Linked DNA regions of Homo sapiens: region 1 is linked to region 2. Evidence: chromatin loops called from intact Hi-C (ENCODE). Cell type or tissue: K562. All regions are shown on one strand. Each heading gives the region's core, and the rest is flanking DNA. Links, peaks and the distances in the headings are about the cores only. Region 1 has its middle 31 kb from the start of PAGE2. Region 2 holds the start of ALAS2 (5'-aminolevulinate synthase 2).

The links. Hi-C counts contacts between places; a loop is a spot of excess contacts. Peaks named below come from ENCODE experiments on the same cell type or tissue, not always from the same donor. Only the 100,000 strongest peaks of a DNase experiment are listed, where the experiment ranks them.
Region 1: it touches region 2 in a loop (7-fold over the local background); 1 of 110 quality-filtered maps calls a loop at or near these places.

What each region holds. Positions count from the first base shown.
Region 1 is chrX:55,114,554-55,125,236 of GRCh38, forward strand. No RefSeq gene overlaps it. Among named protein-coding and RNA genes, the nearest start is that of PAGE2, 31 kb to the left of the region's middle. RefSeq lists a cis regulatory region at 2,076-2,373. In K562, for the core only: no CTCF peak of the experiment used is centred there; a DNase peak (open chromatin) is centred at 2,198.
Region 2 is chrX:55,022,209-55,032,891 of GRCh38, forward strand. It overlaps ALAS2 (5'-aminolevulinate synthase 2), which reads right to left and starts at 8,769. Exons shown (of 11, transcript NM_000032.5): 1 at 8,734-8,769; 2 at 3,612-3,807; 3 at 2,510-2,632; 4 at 1,549-1,659. The coding sequence starts at 3,792. It also overlaps a transcript of PAGE2B not described here. RefSeq lists a silencer at 1,549-2,528, an enhancer at 3,793-8,774 and a cis regulatory region at 5,986-6,005. In K562, for the core only: no CTCF peak of the experiment used is centred there; DNase peaks (open chromatin) are centred at 6,043 and 8,873; H3K4me3 peaks cover 299 bases.

The sequences.
Region 1 (10,683 bases), core at 1,512-9,511, 92 kb after region 2:
AGAAGTGAAAAATGTTACCTGGACTTTCCAAGTCCCATAATCACTGGGTTCACGTTCTTGAACCTGCTGAGATAAGCCTAAATGGCACATATGCCTCCCATCTACAAAGTAAAAATAACAGACAGGAATGTTGCATTCTTCCAATAAGTATTTATTGCAGTCCTACTCTGCTATATCAATTCATTGTATACAGGAAGGCTCCAAAGAAGTACTCATAGCAGCTTCAAACTGCATTGTCCAAGATGCACTGTGAAAGGGAAAATGTGTGTTTTATAGTGGTATGATAAGGTTCTGAACAAGGTGTGGGGATAAAAAACACATAAACCCTCTATATTAATAGAAAGTTGAGCTGAAAGATTTGCTGTATTCAGTCATTTACGGTATATTATTTCCAACACACTAACTGATGTTTATTAGTTGTATAAAAATAGCTACAGTGGGCCAGGTGCGGTGGCTCACGCCTGTAATCCCAGCGCTTTGGGAGGCCGAGGCAAGTGGATCACGAAGTCAGGGGTTCGGAACCATCCTGGCCAACATGGTGAAACCCCACCTCTACTAAAGATACAAAAAAAAAAAAAAAATAGCCTGGAGTGGTGGCACACACCTGTAATCCCAGCTACTCAGGAGGCTGAGGCAGGAAAATCGCTTGAACGCAGGAGGCAGAGGTTGCAGTGAGCTGAGATAGCACCATTGCACTCCAGCCTGGGTGACAGGGCGAGACTCCATCCCCCTACCCCCCCCAAAAAAATAGCTACACTGTACTGAGTGGCATGGGTCATCATCACTCATACATAAATGTGTCAGAGCATCAGTGAGCACCAGGCTCCAGGATCTGTGCTTTGGTGGACTTTTCTCACACATCCATGTTTTCTGCAGGTTAATAGACCTCAAAGAGCTCACAGTTGGTGGGGACGGGGAGCCATATTGAAGATAATGACAAAACAACAGATGAAAACCATGGTGGGCATGAGAAAGGGGAGGCTCGAAACACAGAGGGGGGCCCCTTAGCCCAAGTGGTCGGGAACAGCTTCTCTCAGGACACGCTATGATGTATAATATTATAATCCCCACTTGCAGATGAGGTAACTGAGGAACAGAGAGGTTAAGCAACTTAAGTGGTGGAACACATTTTCAACCTATGTCTCTTGAAATGCAAAGTCCTTTGCATTGTGAATGTTACTAATCTTGTGAATGTTACCCATCATGATATGGTCATCTGTTTTGATTCACATTCGTCACCCATACTTCCTCCTTATCTTGGTTCACTCCTTTACATTCTTCAAATCTGCTAAGTATAATAAATACATGAGGCCTTTCTTCTTTTATAGGCTGGATTGCTACTAAAACGTTAAGCTTTAATCCATTCTCCATCCACAGAGTGGGTTAATGAGAAATGAATGGATCACTGCTGCCAAAGTGTTAACCAGCCTGTTACACTGAGTATCAAACACAAATTAAAAATGCTATCCATATGCAGTGATCAATTGGAAACCCACTGCTCCCCTTTAAATCTATTCACAACACCCTACAATAGTGGATTTTATCAAATGTCAGGAGTTCCCTTGCAGGAGATAACACCTGTTTGATTTTCCATATTCACACACACCAGTTATTGAGCATTGTTAATAAATACTGCTCATTGCCATATGGAAATCCTTTCTTATTTTTCTTGGAGCAATGGAGCCAAACAAAGCCATGGAGCCAAGCAAAGCCATGAGCACTTGATTGTTTGACATATTATCATATGACCAAATTTCCAATAACAGTGCAACTCTGATGCCCAATATCTGCTCCACACAGGCAAACTGGTTATCCAAGGAGTCATTCACTCACTAGATATTCCTGACAAACTTGTTTAAAGAAGTATAAGCTAATGAAGGAGATCAAAAATATTGAAACATGTCTAATGATACCTCATATGTTCTAGAATGAGATTCTCTGATTACTTCAATATGAGAAATGTGTTTCCCTATTGAATTAACCTTCCATTGCTGCCATAACAATTTGTCACAAACTCCATAGCTTTAAATTGAAGAAGGAATTAATGAAATCAACTATAACCTAATAGTAGTAATAGATATTTTAAAATCCTCTTAAAGTTGCTGCAAAATATGACCCCCCCCGACCTTACAGTCAAGTTAAAAGAGAATATTAACAGCCTGTCTTCTCTCTGTGGACAGTGGACCTTATCTATACTCCCCAGCTCCACATTCCTCAAAGTTTATTACAGGCCCAGCGAGTTCCTGCACGGCTGCAGGGTCGCAAGACCGATAAGTTTAGGTTGCAAGACATGTTTCTCTCAAGATGTAAGAAATGTTGTAAATGCTGCCTTTGTTTCTTGCTTCTGTAACTTGCTTCCTGCCTCACGTAGTTCCCGCCTTAAGATGTTTAAAAGTAGGAAAAGCCCTTTGTTCAGGGCTCAGACTTTCTGTACATTTGTCCGGCAGGAATCTCAGATCCCATTCAGAGACTTCAAAGAGGTCTCACCCATCCCATTGGCACTTACAAAAGGTCCCACAAACCCAGGGAGGAAATGGTACCATTTTCTCCAGACACATCTGTGAAATCTGTCTGTGAGGTCTTCACTCATTTACAGTTTGTCATTTTAATTCCGCTTAGCACAGAACAACTAAGAGTAGTACGGTCTGCAGAAAAAAAAGGAAATGAAAAAATGACATAAATCTTGCCCCTACACTCAATGCCCTTTTTCTGGACCAAGGATAGACTAGAAGCCCAGCTGTCCTGGCATAGTCCTCCATGCTGATGTGTGGCTTACCCAGGCACAGTGTGCATGACTTTTCCCAGGCCATGGCTGGGCTGTTTGGGTCTCCATGTTTCCCACCTCCAGGAGAGCAGGAGAAATGGAATTAGGTCTCAAGGCCTCACCCAGACAAGACTCATGGAGGCTATAACCAGGGCTGGCCTCCTACAAGTTATCCTGCAGAGAAAAGCTATATCTTCCCTGATCAAGGAAGCGTGGAAGAGGGTGATATGGATCTAGAATTGATGCCATGTTCCAGGCAGACAAGAAGAGATTCAAACTGCTTTTGACTAAAAAACCCTTATATAATGATAACAATACCTAGAATATATTGGGCATTTAATAAATCACAATACTGTTGCTGCTACTGCTATTGTTACTGCTGCTGCTGCTACTACTACTACTACTACTAATAATAATAGCAATAACAGTTCTCATTTACTTACTCCTTCTAACGTACCAGACACAGCATCAAAAGATGTGCCTTCACTTATCTTTTAACTGTTCCCATCATCCCAGTTAGCCAATCAGGAAATGGAGGTCCACAGAATCATAGTAACTGCCTAAGTTCACAGAAGTAGTAAGTGCTGGAGCTCAGATTCTAACTCAGATCTGCTTCATTCCAAAGCCAGTTTTATTAAACCCTGTCCTATAATGTCTTACATCAAGAAATAGTAAAATATGTTAGAAGGTTCTAGTGTTTGGTCCTGGGGTCCTGGGCGATGACAACTTCTGACTCATCATTATACCAGTCACCTAATATCTAATCAGTAGGATTGCCTGGATCTCATTTCTTTAATTAAACAAGGGCATAAGAGATATTCTATATATGGGCTAAAATCTGATCATCCTCCTTATACCTACTCACAGGGTAAGATAATTAAATAAAAGAGAAAAAGTGATGGTGAATGATCCAGTTATCTGTTGCTACATTTTAAAAAATGCTCCACCACTTGGCGGCTTCAAGCAAAAAATGTATCTGTGTCCCACATAGTTCTATGGGTTGGCGGGTATCAGCTTTCTTGGGGTCTCTCATGCAGTTGTAGTCAGTTATGAATGGCAACTGTGGTGTTCCAAAGGCTCCACTGGCCTGGACTTCCAAGTAGACTCACTCACATGACTGGATTTTCATGCTGACTGTTGGCTTATTTGAGGTTTACAACTTTGTATCCTCCACCTGGCCTTTCCCTATCTCTTGGGGTTCTCTTAGCATGATGTTTGTGTTCTCAGAAGGAACACTCCAAGAGTGAGAGTTTTAGGAGACATGGGTGGAATTAAGTCTTCTTATGACCTAGACTTGGAAGAAACATGCATCACTTCTGCCACGTTCTATTGCTCCAACACAGCCCATATTCAAGGGGAAGGGAGTTAGACTCCATCTCATAGCATGACAATCAATGAGTGCAGACAGGGAAGGAAGTTCTTGATGATGGCCATATTTAGAGAATACCTACCACAGTGAGGATGTGGTGAACCAGCATTAGCACCCTTGCAGGTAGGACTGTACAGCCTGGGAATAAGCACCAATGGTATAAGCACAAAAACCCTCAGATACGGTAACTTCCCTTCAAATTATTTATTCCAACCAGGGGCAGTGGGTCATCCCATAATCCCAGTACTTTGGGAGGCTGAGGCGGGTGGATTGCCTGGGTCCAGGAATTTGAGACCAGCCTGGGCAACATGGCGAAACCCCATCTCTACAAAAAATATAAAAATTAACTTGGCATGGTGGCGTGTGCCTGTAGTCCCAGCTACTCAGGAGGCTGAGGTGAAAGGATCATTTAAACCTGGGAGGTGGAGGTTGCAGTGAGCAGAGATAGTGCCACTGCACTCCAGCCTAGGCGACAGAGGAAGACCCTGTCTCAAAAAAAAAAATTGTTTATTCCTAGGAAATAACAACACAGGCATACAAAGATTTTTGAACAATGTTATCACTCTAGTTTTCTTGGCAGGAGCAGAAAACTTCAAATGATCTAAATGCCCATCAGAAGGAAGTTGCTTGAAAACATTGATACACATCCAAACACTGGAATGTATTGAAATTCAGGTCAAATCCAGAAAATAAAATGTGGCCCCTGTAGAGAAGGGGTTGAGACAATCAAGGCCACCAGGTTATCTGTATTGTCTTTGGCTCACAGAACCTTAGCCATGTTTTCCCATCTTTGTTTAATATTCCCCCCAAACACACACTCTGCCTTCCTCTGGGGATCTTCTGGTTATTTCAGCTTGCAGAGCACTTCCTCAGGCAAGCTTTCTCTGTCACCCCTCCATTAGGCTAGTTTTCCCTGCCAAATCCTCTTTTAGCCTACCTTCATTCTCTTAAAGTGTTAGGTAGAGCACATCAGTTTGTTGTAATTGCTTGCATAATTATCTGTTTCTGCACTCCTACTAATTGGAAGCTCACCCTTTTGCTATTTTATCTGGGGCTAGAGTAGTGTTTGAAGAGTCTGGAACTTACATATTAGGAACATGTTGTCCCCACAGAGTCTGCAGCAGTAGACTCTACTACTTGGAGCATTACTCCACAGATATCCTCCCAAATAAAGTATTTCATATCTTTCAGCAAAATCTATCCTCTGAGTCATGAGATACTTAGTGTTTTAAAAAAATTTTCAGCTATGTGGGTTTTGTGGTTATTATTATATGATTATTGTAGGTTTCCTGTTTACAGCTTAAATGCAGTTAGAGAAGAATAAAACATTCCTGGGAGTTTTCAAAGAAAATGAGAATGAATAGAGAGACAAGCTAGTATAGCTTAAGTATAGTCGTGGGGGTTTGCTGTCCACTGGAGGAAGCTACCACAAGGGCTCCCCTAGGTAACAAATTCTCCACAGCCTAGCCTCTTCATGTAACATGTACAGAACTGTTGTATTTTCTTGGCCCATCAGGGGTGTTTTTTGGTGGATATGTAATCACAATCGCATCATGGTGTGCCCTACTCAGCTCAGTGACTCTGGTGTGGGCATGTAAGAATAGGGAATAATGGAAATATAGCATGTGATACAGAATTTGTAGCATATGGGACTTTTCAAAGCTACTTACAGAGACAGAATCAAGTTTGGATTAGTAGAGCCATTGCTTATTAATGTCTTTCAGTGCTTGTAAATTGTCAGTCACTCCCCTAAAGTCACTCCTCAGAGAACGTAGACTCCTCCAGGGTGGATTCCTCTGCCTCTTTTGATCACTGTTGTATGCACAGCAGCTAGCACAGTGCCCAGCACACCATAGGCCATCACAGGTAACTCTGGATTGAATTAATGGATCTCCTCTCCCAGGAGACTGTGAGACCCTTTGAAGCAGCCTCGTTGTCTGGGGTAAATACCAAGGTTCTTGGTCTCATGGCCAAGGAGATCGAGATCGCAGACACACACACAGACAGGGTGAGTTTGGAGAAGGAGTTTAATAGGCAAAAGGAAAGAACAGCTCTCCATCACAGAGAGGGGTCCTGAGCCAGTTGCCAAGTTGTAGTAAAAATGTCAGGGTTTTTATAAATGGGCTAGCAGCGAGGAGGGGGCTTGTGAAGAGGGGATGTCTTATCCTCCTAGGGCCTGACAGTTTAGTTAGGACGAGGTGTGCTATCTGTACAGAGCAGAGTTTTTGTTTTGTTTTGTTTTTTTTTTTTATCAGCTCTTATCCCATTCCCTGACCACATAGGCTGACTCTTAGTCTGTGTTTCTTTGTCCTGCTTATCTGGGAGGGAGAGTTTCTGTGTCTGTTTCAGTACATCTTCTTGCAGCTGCAGGCATCCCCTGGAGTGTGTTTTTAGCTTCTCTAGCTTAGTGTGCCTAAAGGGAAAAGAATGTCCTTATTAAGGCCCACTGTTTTACTGGGGCCCATTGTATAAGTGTGAAGTTTGATAATTACCCAGGAGACTTCCCCCACCTCCTTCTGTGTCTGAGCTGTCTTATCTGTGTTTTACTGTCTGCTCTTTCAGGTTGCTTGTTGTTAGAAGAGAAGTGATTTCTTTGAATTGCATAAGGTTAGAAAGGGAGCTATTTTTGAGCTGCTTTTTGTTAAAAGGAGTTTTCTGCCAGGGACTGGCTTTATCATGTCTACCTAAATAATTTCTTTCTGCCTCCTATGACACCTTGAGGGCAAGAACTATGTTTAATTGGTCTTTGCAGATCCAGCATCAGTTGGCTGGATGAAACCTGCTAAATGTCACTGAGTTCCTGTTTATTGAATTAACTAACTTCATTTGGAAGTAAGACTGACAGAAACCTCCCCTCAATCTTCCCATTCCAATCCAGAGTTTGTATATTTATGTTATCCTGCAAACACTTCTAGTCAGCTGTAAGATTCAGGGATGACGATGAGAACCTGATTAACTTTTCCGTGAACTCCACACAAAAGATGACATAATTCTTAGCAGAGTATGACTTAGGATAGCATTTCCTAGAACCCTGCAATTCAAGAGTCGCTTTTACAGTTGCTGCTTTCCCTGCACTTCAGTTCTACTGTTTTATGATGATGCCATACTTAATTTTAGAAAAATCTCTTGGCATAAAACAAAATGATACTCTGAAATATTTTAAAACAAAGTGCCAAACAGGCGTAAGTTATGAGACTTTAATCATTTGTGCTATGTAAACCCATCATGTATCTTCTGCTGGTACCCTCCAGACAAAGAACGTGAGGAACACCTTGAACAAAGTCTCACGGAGGGAGAAAACATACACCACGGAGCACATTGGGGCATCTCATTAATATGGTGCTAGAATGTACTTCTTAGAATCTTTTCTATAGGACTTGGGCTTATGTTAGGTGATTTGCAGGAGGACTCAAAAAGTGGGGCTTTTCTCTAATTGAACACCGTCAGGAAGTGGGGGATAATTCTATGATTAAGTATTGTTAATGTAAAAAAAAACAGGATTATAAATTTGGAAAAAGGAGACTATTTCTTATAAAGGGTTACAGCCTGCAAGGTGGCCTTCTCACAGGCTGGGAAGCATAGCCTCTGGCAAAGATCAGAGAGGTGCACTTCAAAGAAGGAGGGGTTGGGGTAAGGTGCTTTATTCTGAACAGATTGGCTAAATATACATATTCATCAGGTTACAGAAGAAGCTAGAAATATTCATGAAGGTGGTCCTGATGCATGCTTATTGAACAAACGTATGTAACATATGACCCATGTTAACCTTGTGGTGAAGATGTTAACATTTAAACATATTACAATTAGGCCCTATATGTCAAAAGGTCTTCTCAGGATGCAAAAGCACTCAAGTGGGAAGCCTCTGTAAACTGACCAGAACCAGTCCATGATTGGTGGTCTTCTTATCTGGAGAAAGTTCCTGAAATCAGTCTCTTGTCCAATCAAAGTTGTCATTATGGCTTGTGAAACAGGAGGTCAGTTAGTATCTGGTGATAAGCTACAATTATTTTAATATTGCTTATCTCTAGACCAGTGCTCCTTTGGCTGCTAGAGAAAAAGAAACACCTTGTAGCAGTTAGAACAGAGTTTGTTACTCTTGTCTGGCATGGCTTTAGGTCTTGTTTGTAGTTTGGTATCTTGTTGCCACAAAGAGTCCATTCTGTCAGTCTTATGATCTCTGTTTTAACATTAATGCTGGGAAGCTGCTGTGTCTTAACCATAAAAGGGAGAGGGGTTTAACGGGGCATGTCTGACTTCCCTTCCCTTCATGGCCAGGAGCTCAGCTTTGTTACTGAGAACCTTCATTTTTTTAGAGGTTGTTTAATTATTTTTTCCTCTCTCTCTCTTTTCTCATTTCCCCAGCTCTCCATTTCCTACTTAGTCCATAGAAATACAAATATAACCCTTCACTTCCCTCTTACCAGACATTCCCTACAGGACAAGTTCTTCAAACTATGTGCTGCTCCAAGACAGATCTCTTCTCCAGAGCTGACAGTTGATTTGCAGACCAAAGCACCATGGAACTTTTACCTCCAGGGGGCTGCCTTGGAACTTCCATCTTCCAGGGGTTGCCTTGGAACTTTCATCCACCAGGAGGGCTTATTGAAAGCATGAAAGCTTAGCCACTTTATGACTTCTGCCTGGAAAGGTACCAACTCACCTGTTCCATAGATAAGACACCAAGATAGCAGGGGGACCCCTGCACTTGTTCACTTCCCCCTCACCTTATAAAAATGCCCACTTTCTGCTCCAAAGGTGAAGTGGCACATTTAAAGGCAGGATGCTTTGTGCCCCTTCCCCCAAGCTAGCTTTGGAATAAATCCACTTTTTTTTGTGGCCTTGCTCTTGTTAATTAAACCTCTACATGCAGCAAGCAACTAACCTACTTTTCAGTTACAGTTTTAAAGTTTTTCTAGGGTCCCTTTGGTCAAGAAGGGATCCATTCAGGCATTGGGGGGGTTGGGATTTTATTTTTAGTTTACCTCATCTTTTCAATTTTTATCTTGAAGGTGCAAAGATAAAACCATGGTCAAAGGTTTAGTTGGAAAAAAAGCTGCAGTCACTCATTTTCACCAGTGCTGCTAGCGGTGAATCTGTATGGATCTTCAGCAACTTGATCATTGCCTCCTCAGAGGAAAGAATTCAGGCGAGGGGTAGAAGTAGGTATGAGGCAGAGGGAGAGACCAAGGCAAGCTCTAGAGCAGGAGTGAGCAGGAATGAGAGGAAGCAAAGTTCATTAGGAAGAAGGCCAAGTGGATGACTTGAGAGATCCAAGTGCCCCATTTGGCCCTTGACTTGGGGCTTTATACATTGGCATGGTTCTGGGTTTGCATTTCTTCTCCCTTGATTTTTCCCTTGAGGAGGACCGTCCGCATGCACAGTGACCCTACCAGCACTAGGGAGGGGCCGTATGCACAGCGTGTTTACTGAAATTGTGCGCATGCTCACTTGAGGCATTATTCCCTAACCAGTCACGCGTTCACAGAAGGTCATATACTGGTTAAATTTTGCCATTTTGCTTCTTAGTGCACATGCTTCAGCCCACTCACCCAACTCCTGAGATCTTATCAGGAAGCTGCTGATCACCAGTTCCAAGTGTTTTCTATTAGGAGACCGTCTTTCTCTGGCATCAGCTGTGCCAATTATTATTTTATAGAAACAGTTCAACTGCCTGACCATCACCTGGTGGTCACCTGGCATTCCTTGGACGGGGGGTGGAGGGGGGCTCCCCTGCCCTGCTCATGTCTGCCTATCTAACACCAGGATAAGCAATTCTAATTGTTAAACCAAAAAAATAGGTGCCAATGAATTGGAAAACTAATGGTGTCTTGTACAGAAGTTGTCTTCCTTTGTAGTTTGGATGAAATGATGTTGTTAACAGTACCTGATAAGGTCTTTTCCACTGCTGCCTAAGGACAGTGTTTCCTCAATGACTTTTTTCCAGAAGACCAGATCTCCAGGTATTAGGTCATGCAGAGGCTGCTTAGGTGTGTGTTCTGGAAATGCAGCTTGTACATGTTGGTAGCAAAACTAGAGGCATCATCTGAGTGTGTGGCAATAATTGTAAAATTATCCCATCAATGTTGATTCTATATAACTGCCAATTTGTCTTTGCTATTGTAATACATAAAATAATTTTTCTAATCCCCACTTTTATGATGGCAATCATAAAATCATAAAAGTTAATTAGCAAACATTTCTAGATTCTTTATCTCTCTAACAGAGAGATCTCTCTAACAGAGTCCTGAAAACTCTGTTTCTATAACATTTCAAAGTTATGGACTAACCCTAAACCATACCTGTGACCAGTATAAATATTTGCTCATTCATATTTTGTCAGATGGCAGGACTAGACAAGGGCAAGTAACTTAACCGAATGAACAGATTTAATTTCTGAGAGAAAGTTACATTTCAAGGGTAAATTCCAGTCTGGGGTAGCAGAACTCACTTGCCAGTTATTAGCTTTTCTTTTTCAGTATGAACCACAAACAGAATTAAAGCAAGGATATCCAAGGATGTCTTTAGAAGGTCTGTGCAGGATATGGATAAT
Region 2 (10,683 bases), core at 1,808-9,807:
ATGGCTGCTGGAGGTGCAAACTGGTAACATCCTTGCTGCAGAGATGTTTGGAAATACATATCAAAAGTTTTTTAAATGCACATACTGACATATCTAGAGAAATATTTGCAGCATACTTAACAGACAAATGATTGATACTCAGAATTTATTATATAATCTCTGAAAAATTAACATGAAAAATTTCAACTCAGTAGAAAAATGGGCATAGAATATGAACAGACAATTCAATAAATGTAGAAAAAGATTCTTAATCAGGAAAAATAAAACTGGGAAAACAAAATTTCACCTATCAATTGATAAAGATTTAAAGTTTGATAATATCAAGGGCTGGTAAGGGTATGAGACTATGGATACCCTCCTTGATAACTGGTACAGCCATGTTGGAGGGCTAATTGACAAAATGTATTAATATCAAAAATGTACACATCCTTACATCCCAAGAATTTCCACCACTGAGTGTTTATCCTGGAGAAACACTTGCCTGTGTACACAAGGAGATACATTCAAGGATGTTTGTTGCACCACTGTTTGTAATAGAAAAAATTGGAAGCAACCAAATAGAGGAGTAGCCAAATAATCTCTATTATATCTATACTACAAAATATTTTGAAGCATTGAAAAATAAGGTAGATACATATGTGTTAAAGTGGAAGCATTTCCACAGTATATTGTTGAGTGAAAAAAGGGCACAGAGTAAAATATATAGCAAGATATTATTAGGTAAAAATAAAAATTGAAAAAAGTAATACTATACATTTTCTTTGAGTACATTTGTATGTATGTAAAACCAACCTACAATCTAAACTGAGAGAATACAAAAAATTGGAAACAACTTAAATTATAGATGCTTGATTAACTGAATGATATTGAATCCATACTATACCCATGACATATTTTTAAGTGAACAAAACAGCATAACGAACTCCAGGTAAAATAAGATCACACTTCTAACAAAAGCATGGGTGTGGTGAAGAGAGCAGAGGGTGTGTGTGTGTGTGTGTGTGTGTGTGTGTGTGTAGCCATAGAAAAATATCTGGGAGAAAATATAACAAAAACTTAATGGTGGAACTCTGCATGACTTAAATTTCCCTCCTTATACTTTCCTGTATATGTTGAAAAATATTTTACCATGAATCATATTCCTTTTACATTAGAAAATAATGTAAATGTCATTATGGAAAGGAATATAAACACATATAAGAATGGGGAAAAGGTGCTGTATGAAGGGTGAAAGTTTTTGAGGGAAGCATAGAGAAGAAATAATGGAAATAAGCCTAATATTTAATGAAGCCTCATTAGAAACACTTCCATAAATGTAATTTCACTTTCTTCTCATGGTAACCTATTGAGGTAGGTATTAAATGCCACTGAAGGAAAGTGTCTTACTTGCCAAAACACCTAGATCCAGCAAGTGCCAGCATTAAATTTTAAACTCAAATTTCCTTTGGTTCCAAGGCCCTTCTGTACTGTTTCCCCTACTGTGACAGAGGCCCTTTCAGAATGCCTTCCCTATTCCGGTCCCCTTTTTTTCCACCTCAGCAAACTCACCAGGCATATTGTTCTGAATCAGGTGTGTGACCTTCCCAGAGATCTGCTCCTGCTCCTGGGGACCGGAAAATGGCTTCCTTAGGCTGACTGAGACCAGGGAGCTAGGCAGATCTGAGACGGAATGTGAGATTCATTGGCCGTGAAGAGAATGGGGGAAAAAGAAAGCATGTGTTGTCCTCTTTAAGCTCAATGCAACACATGAAAATTCAAGTTTATAAGGTAAGGGCAGCTTCTACAGCGAGAAGAAATCTTCTCCAAGGTGAGCTTCTATTTATCCCCCCGAATGGAGACTATTACATTGTTAGGAAACCTTCTATAAGGTGAATCATACTTCTCTCCACTAGGATTTTCCCTTGGCTCAGGTAACTGGAGCAGCCACCCTGGGTCCTGCATTTAGAAAGTAGATGCAGGATAATGTACCTTACTCTTCTTTTCTAAACATCATTAAATTTCAATTTTGAAGTTTTTGTCCTTAATGATATCCCAAAGGGGCCTATGAAAGATGTCAACAGTGTGGCCATATCTCAAGGGTGATTATCTTGGGTGGTCTGCACTAATTAAGTTGACCTGGGGATCTGCACCCTGGTTAAAGGAGGTACCTACTCCCAGCTCTTTCTCTTTCATGCAAATCCATATTCTCATAGAGTGGTCTTGCTGAAATGTGGGACCCCAGCCTGTTGGGATCAGTTTAGCCACCTGAAAAAGAGGAGTCAAAATTCTAGAGGGCTCATCTTAGAATAATGACTAAAAGTTTCAGGAGCCCGTACATATGTGTTTGTCAGGTATGGTGTGCTTCAGCATACAGCCTAAACTGTTGCCTACCATGGCTCCCCTGGAAAGACTGGACTTCTCATCATGGGATGTGTACTGGCTGCTTTTGTATTAGCCTAGCTCAGGACTGTGACGTAGTGTGTTCAAGCATTAGGAGTAAAGGTTGCATAAGGTGGAACTTGACTCCAACCTGTCTTGAAAGCCTTCACATCTTCCTGGACTTCTGGGGCTGCCTTCTGCACAATCTTGCTCTTCCCATCCTGGAGTTCCGACAGCATGAAGGGACAGTGGCCCTTCGCCCAAGATGGAGAATCTATGCAAAGGTAAGAGAGTAATTTGGGGTGCATTTCTAGTCATAAGTTCAGCTCAACAATAATTGCTGAGATCTAATGTACCCCTAAAGCCCTATCTCAGGCTATTGTAGAGACACAGAGATAGATGAGTCTGGTCCCTGTGCTAGGGGAGCTACTAAACTGGTGGGAATGGCATACACTGAAGACACATTGTGAACAGTGCTGGGATAGAGGAAGTACATGGGCTACAGAAGTCCAGAAGAGGGAGGGGAAATGAGCCAGAATTGGAATTAGACAGTTTGGAGGTCTAAGCAGGCTTTGCAGAGGAGATGATGGCCAAGCTTAGTGTCAAATGAGAAGTATGAGATTCTCCAGTACAGGGTCTAGGAGAGGGTAATCTGACAGGAGCAAAGGCACAAACTCTTGACAGAATAGTTGATTTAGGCAATTTTAAGTAGTTTCAGCATGTCTGGAGTATAGTGTGTGAGGGACATGACAGTGAGACTGTTTCTTTTCTTTTCTTTTCTTTTCTTTGACAGATTCTCGCTCTGTTGCCCAGGCTGGAGTGCAGTGGCATGATCTTGGCTCACTGCAACCTCCGCCTCCTGGGTTCAAGCAATTCTCTGCCTCAGCCTCCCAAGCAGCTGGGATTACAGGCGCCCACCACCACTCCTGGCTAATTTTTTTATTTTTAGTAGATATGGGATTTCACCATCTTGGCCAGGGTGGTCTTGAACTCCTGACCTCGTGATCCACTCGCCTCGGCCTCCCAAAGTGCTGGGATTACAGGCGTGAGCCACTGTGCCTGGCCGAGAATGAGACTCTTTCTAGAGAACCTGGCAGAAGACAGATTCTGGGTATATTTTGGGGCCAGTTCATGCTATCTTGACACTTTTCACATGAACCGTCCTAATTATTAGGCAAAGATGGCCAGTATAACTTGGAACTTTTACCCCAGGACCCTAACATTCTCCCCTTTTGCTAGCAGCCTCTTCTTACCTCCTCCAGCCTTTGTTGCCTTAAGGTGGATTTGAGAACAGTTTGGTCCTTGGGTAGCCAGGATGGGACAGCGTCCAATACCAAACAGGAACTGGTGAGTCTTAACCACCTTGCCTAGGAGGCTTGTGGGGCCCCGGGCAAGCACTGGGCAGCACTGTAGCAGCATGGCTGCAGTCACCATCTTGAACCTAAAGTCCTGCAGAAGACATGGAAGAGATGAGGTTCCATCATGAGGGCCTGGCAAAAAGCCAAGCCTTTGATCCTCGTCTTCAGCTTCCCACCCAAAACTTGCTGCCTCCGAGATGCTCTTATTGCCCTTCCAGGGAAAGAACTTCTTTCCCAATGTTAACATGTACCAATAAAACATGAGGGAGGAAGAAATAGGAAACTGACTACTGGGCAAAGGGGTGAAGGAAACAGTTCTAACTGGAGGTCAGAAAGCCTGGATTCTGACTCACATTCTGGCACTGACTACCTCTGTGATGATGAGGATCACTGAAATGTGTTTTTGTGTGGCAGGATGAGAACTGCCAACCCACTAACCCTTTGATCAATACTTAAGGCCAAGAATCTTTCTAAGAATGTTGGTCTTAGCCAAGTGAAGATTCAGCCTGCTAATGCAAACATATGTCATTGAGTAGAGCTCCTGAGGCTTGGCCCAGGGTGTTTCCTAAGCAGGATCAGCCAGAGGGGAGAAGGAGCTTGAGGTCACATGTATCAGTTTAAGGAAATCAAGGGATCCGGAAGGAAGGGTAGGCCCTAGGTCCTACAGAATGTGTACCACCAGCCTGATATTATGCTGTCTTTGAATTTGCTCCTGTCTCTTGGATAAGCACAGATATAGGAAGAGGTGAAAGCAAGTCCCAGTGGGGCTGGAAAACAGGGACAAAGACATAGTCTATGGATTAGTGAAACAGGCAGAGGCCAAGACAGAGAAGAGAAAGGGGGCAAAGAGATCAGAAAAAGAGAAAGCAAATGACACACAGGCACTCAATAAATATTTGTTGAATTTTGGGGTAAATTGATGAATGAACAGAGTCTGAAATTGAGGAAGGAGAAGGGACTAGGAGAAAAGCCAGAAGAAAAGAAAATTTAGGAAAGATAAAAGGAGGAAAGTAGAGAGAGAACAAAGATGTGGTGGTGGTGGTAGAGTTAAAAGAACAGAAATTGAGGGGGAAAAAGAGATCAAAGGTAGAGGGAAAGGGAGCAGGGTAGAGATGAAAACAGAGATTGAGTCGAGAGAAAGAGAAAATGAAAAAAGAAAAAGGGGGTGGTGATAGTGCACACAGGGATAAAGGCAGAGACAGATAGACCAAGGGGCACGAAAGGGACATGAGGAGGGATCAATGAGTCTAGAGGATTATACAAAGATTCATAGAAGTGAGAACAGGAGTGGAGAGGATCCAGCAGGGGTAGAGAGTCAGTCAGACACAAACATAAAAAAATGCTGCCAGAAATTGCAAAAGGCTAAGTAAGTTTAGGGAAGAGAATCATGGCCCTAATTGAGGGAGATGAGAGAGAGACTGAGGGACAGAGAGAAGAGAGTAGAGAAAATGACAAGATCAAAGGATAGAGACAGAGAGGTGACTAAAGCAGGGGGATGAGGGTTAAGAGGGGTGAGAGCTGAGAGACACCAAGAGAAAGACAGCTAGAGAGAGCAAGAAGGAGAGACAGATGTAAAGAAAAAGGGCAAATTGGAAAGACAGAGTCAAAAAGTGAGACAAGATAAGGGACAGTACAATGGGAGAGACATGGGAGAATGTGAGAAGACTAAAGCACTGACACTGTGAAGAAAGTTACTGAGTAGAATCTACTAGCACCCTCAGCCTTATGTTTTGAGGGACAGGTCAGCTCATGGCCCTGCCCTCATATGGCAACCTCCTTCATCTCCCTCCCTTCCTGATCTCATAGAACAAGCACCCTCCCCGTACCTCACAAAACAACCTCTTTTTCTTGTTCCATCCCAGAGCAACCTCTCCCCCTCTCATGGGCTGTCACAGCAGCCTGGGTTGGTATGTGGGGCCAAGGCATGTGGGCCCTGAAATTGGAAAAGACAGAAGGGTTGTTGGAGGGACTAAATGAAACAATCCAAGTTAAGCCTTTAGTATAGTTTTTGGCACATAGTAAATCTTCAATAAATGTTAGCTTTTCTTATTAAAATTCCAGCTCTCCAATTTCATTGTTGGATGTTCTTGTTCAAATCACTTCCCCTCTCTGGATCTTGGCCTTCATCAGCTGTCAAACGTGAGGTAATTATGGCCACTTCACAAGGTAGGTAAGGAATTGGATCCAGTGCCTACCTCATATCTGGAGATATGTGTTTCCCTTCCCCTGCCTGCTTGTGAAAGCTAAAGCACTTGGGGCTGAGCCTGCAGACCACAGATAAAGTTGCCAGAGTTTATCGCCATTGGGGTCTGACCACTCCCCAAGCTGAGACCAGGGCGTGGGAGAGAAGAGGAGCCCCTTCCTGGAATCACGTCTGAGCATCTGGCTAGAGCTGGCCCTGGCTATTGGTGGTAAGAAATGGATGGCCCAGAAGTGCAGGCAAGGCAGATGACAAGGCTCCAGGCTCCTGTAAACTCCCCTAACATCAATACTGGCAACAATAATGCCAACAACATTGGGGTATGTAGTGGGAAGGAAAGCCCCCAATATTGGAGGCAAAGTCCAGTCCTGCCTTGGGATGGTGGAGAAGACCTACCTCCTGTATATAAAAACAGGAGAAATTAACACACATCATTACTAGGGGGCTTTTGGCCATGATATGCTCAGGGTCCTGGGAAAATATAGACCACTTCTTGGAATTTGTTGAATTCTCAAGTTCTTTCAAGCTCCTGTTCTCATTTCTCTTGTTCTGTTACTCCTTTCCTGAAATTTGCTCTGCCTCACTCTGCCTGGCCATCATTATACCCATGACCTTGTAGTCTAGTTACCATGGGCTCTGTTTCTATTCCATCTCATTACCTACCAAGAGACTAGAGTGAGTAAAATTGAATCAAGGAAGCATTTTAGTCAATTTAGGGTATAAAGAGTATAGGCTCTAGAGCCAAACTACTTGGGTTTGAATCCTGGCTCCACCACTCACTAGCTTTGGGACCTTAGAAAAGTCACTTCCCTGCTGTACATCTTATATCTGGAAAATGTTGGTAATAACAAGGACAATCTGCATCACAGGAATGTTGTGAAGATTCAGTAAGATAATCCATATAAAGCATTTAGCAGAGTACCTATCCCAGAGTAAACAGTAAAAAAGTGTTAAATATTATATTTAATTGATAGACTTTATTATTTTTATTTTCTCCATTTCCCATGTAGAAAAAATGAACGTACAGCCAAGGGAAGTCACATGAATATACCAGGCTGGGTTTGGGAAGCTAGAGAATTGATTCTTGTCCCAATCCTGTTACAATTTATTGTGTGAACTTGGGCTCTGTAATTCCCCTCTCTGGGCTTCCGTTTCTCCACTGACATTGGACTAGATAATTTCATAGATTCCGCCTAGTTCTGATAGTCAAACACTTACAGAGCCCTCTGTGCCAGGCCGTGTTCTCATGTCAACCCTGTGATGATAGGGAAACTGAATCCCAAAAAGATTAAGTAACCTGTCTAGATCAGAAAGCTAGTACATAGGAGAAGCAGGATTTGAACCTAGGCAATCTGTTTCCAGAGATTCCTAACTTAACCATTATGGATCTGTGATTCAAATATTACTACCTTTTTTTCTTGACTGAGGGCCTGACTCTAGACATTTATCTCCTCTGCTGCACTAACATAGGCCTCTTTCCAGGTCATATGCCATTTGTCACCAATGCCTTACCAAAGGAACAGATCTGTAACTACAGTGGAATTTCAGGTACTGTTGAATATTCATTTACTCTACCATTCAATAACTTATGTACCTAATGTGTGATAATGCTTGCCAGGCATCTTCTTAAAACAATACTTTTAACCAAAGAGATGATGGTGAAATTTGAGACCAAGTAACAGATCATTACTGAAAGTTTTTCCCTACGACTTTAAAATCCTCTCTTGTGTCAGCACCCAATCTGTACTCCCAGAGGTGAAAAGGGCCAACTGCAACTCTACCCCAGCAGACAGCCAGAAAACACTCATTGCAGCATTCCTTGTCCCCCACCCCCCCACCCCTTTTGTGGCCTGCTTTGCAAAAGTCAATTAGGTCTGGAAGGGAAGTGGTAATTTCTCTTCAGGAGTTGGAAACATCAGGCCTTACTTCTCTTCCTAGTACCCCTTTCCCACCATGAAAGAATCATACAGAACTTTAGATAACTGTAATCAGAGAATCAGAAATTCTTAGAAACAGGAAAATTTAGAAGATCACAAAATCAAAACTAGAAAGGGTGGTGGAAATTACAGGCCAAGCCTTTTTTTCAGAGAGTGAATGACTTGCCTAGGGTCTCACAGTGAATTAGGATGAGAATAGAAATCTGTTTACTTTCTGTATAGTGACACTACATTCCTCTTCCACTTTCTTCACTTATTTCTGCTAATTATTCATCTCTCAATTCCCCAAATCTCTCCTTACCCAATTCATCATTCCCATCACCCCCACATCCTCTTAGTTTCCCTCCCTAGCTCTTCCCCCACCCCTAGGCTCCCCATGGGCTCTGACCCACTGAGCTCTGCTGTCAGCCCAGCAGGTAGAGGGAGTCAAAGGGAGAGAGGAATGGGGAATTGCAGGAAGAAATATTAAGCCATCGTTCTTGATAGAGAGGAAGAGAGAGACAGAAACACAGAGACGGAGAGATACAAAGCCGAGGAAAGAGACAAAAAGGGGGAGAGAAAGAAATTTAGAGAAAAAGATAGTTAGAATTCAGAGGGAAAAATAAGAGAAAGCAAGAGTGTCAGAGAATGATGAAATGAAATGAATGATCTTGAAAACTAACAAAAGAAAGTAACGAAGGGAAAAAGAGAGAAAAAAGCTGAAAATGAGGAAAGACAGAAAGAGACATGGGAGATAAAAAGAAAATGAAAAAGAGACAGATTCTAAGAAACAAACAAAGGAAAAAGTCAGATCTACTCAGACCAGAGAGTCAGTGTGTACAGCCCTGAGAGACCAGCTGGCAGACCAGAGATAGGGTGCCAGGCTGAAAGCAGCTCTTACCTGTTGCCCTGCACTGAGGACGAACGAATGACAGGTGGGTACTTGGGTTAGGACCTGGCATTTATCCCTTCTCCTCTGACTCAGCCCCACCCACCCTGCCTTCTGCCGGCCTGGCCCTGCATTGGCCCCAAAGGTATCTCAGTCCCTTCCTTGCTAGAGATAAAACCCAAAGTAGCCCCTCCCTCTAGTGTACCCCCTCCCCCAGCTCTGGCTCTTCCCTATTTTCTTCTCTCTATAGGACAGTAAAATTAGCTCATTTGGGCTTTGGAATCAGACCATCCACATAGAGCTGGGATACCTTGAGCAAAACCACCTCTCTGACTATAGATCTCCTCAACTATAAAAGGAGGGCAATAAAACCCAGAAGTGACTGTGGCACAAGTTGGGAGGGCTCTGGAGTCAGACCTAGAATACAGTGTTGTGCTTATGAGCTCAAACAGTCAGCTTCCACAGACTAGATCCCCGGTTGTTGTAACAATTTGGTAATATCATGTATGGAAAACGCATACCACAGTGCCTGGCCCAAATAAATAACACCTACTGTTGACTGAGTGCTTACAATGCACCAGACCCTTCACTAAGTGCTTTACATGAATTAATTTAGCCACATAAGGACCTTAAAAGATAGGTACTATTATCCCTATGTTACAGATGAAGAAACTGAGGCTCAGAGAGGTGAGGTAACTTGTTGATAATTACCCAACTAGAAAGTACAGAGCCCGCCTATGAACCTAGGCAATGTAGTTACAGAACCCACACTCTTCTCTTCCTCTCATAATATACAATTAAAAATGTGAAGTTCTCTGTCTTATCTTTTCTATTACCTTCTCCTCCCTTTTTCATTTTCTTCCCCTTTTGTCACTCTCTTTTTCCCCTTCCCTTATCAATCCTAAGGCAGCAGGACCATGTTATAACCAGACAATTTCATCTTTAGAGCAGATTGTCATCATTAATATTATATTTACATAAATAAGACCATAGTCTACATATTGATTTGCAATTTCTTTTTTTTGTTTGTTTTTCATTCAACCATATGCCAATATACCATGGAGGTTACAAAATCTGAATGCACTGTAATTTATTTAAACACTCCCTTATTGATATAAATTTAGGTTATTCCCAAGGATTTTCCCCCCTCCATTATGATTAATGTTGCAATGAACATCTTTTGGCATTTGTGAGAGCATTTTTTTAGAGGGTGGCATCCTAAAATATAAGCATTCCTGGATCTAAAGGTAATAGACATTTAAAGTTTTTGATACTGCCAATTTGTCCTATACATGTGTTATACACCCCTCCCCACCCAGTGGTGTATAAGAGTAAATGTGTATCTATTTTCTCACAAACTCACCAATACCATTTGTTATTTTCAATTTTTAAAATATTTGTTAATCTTATAGGCACTAAAAATGGTATATCAGTGTTGCTTTGATTTGCTTTTCTTTCATTATTAATGAGATTGGGTGTCTTTTCATGTTTCTTTATCAGTTGTCTATTTCTCTTCTGAGTGGTCTACTTTTTGCCCATTTTGGGGGTGGGTTGGCAGTAAAATATAGTGGACTAAAAGCATGCACTCTGGAGTCAGACTCACCCAAGTCACCAAGTCACCAACACCTTAGCTATTTGGTTCACTTATCTCCAGATCTCTCATATATAAAATGGGACAGTCATAGAACCTACCCTATTGGATTATTGTGAGGATGAGATGAGAAGAACTTTGAATAATATTAATATTAACTCCTTTTCTGTGATATTTGCTGCTTCATCTGGATTAATTTATTAATTCAACAAATGTTTATTGAGTGCCTATAGCATGTCAGGTGTGGTGCTAGGTAGTGGAGATGCAGTGGCATGTAAATTGGAGAGTATGGGTATAGCATGGTGTATTTAACCATTTTTAAAACTAAAGATTAATTCCAGTTCTTCTAGAAGGTATTTCAAATGCAGCTG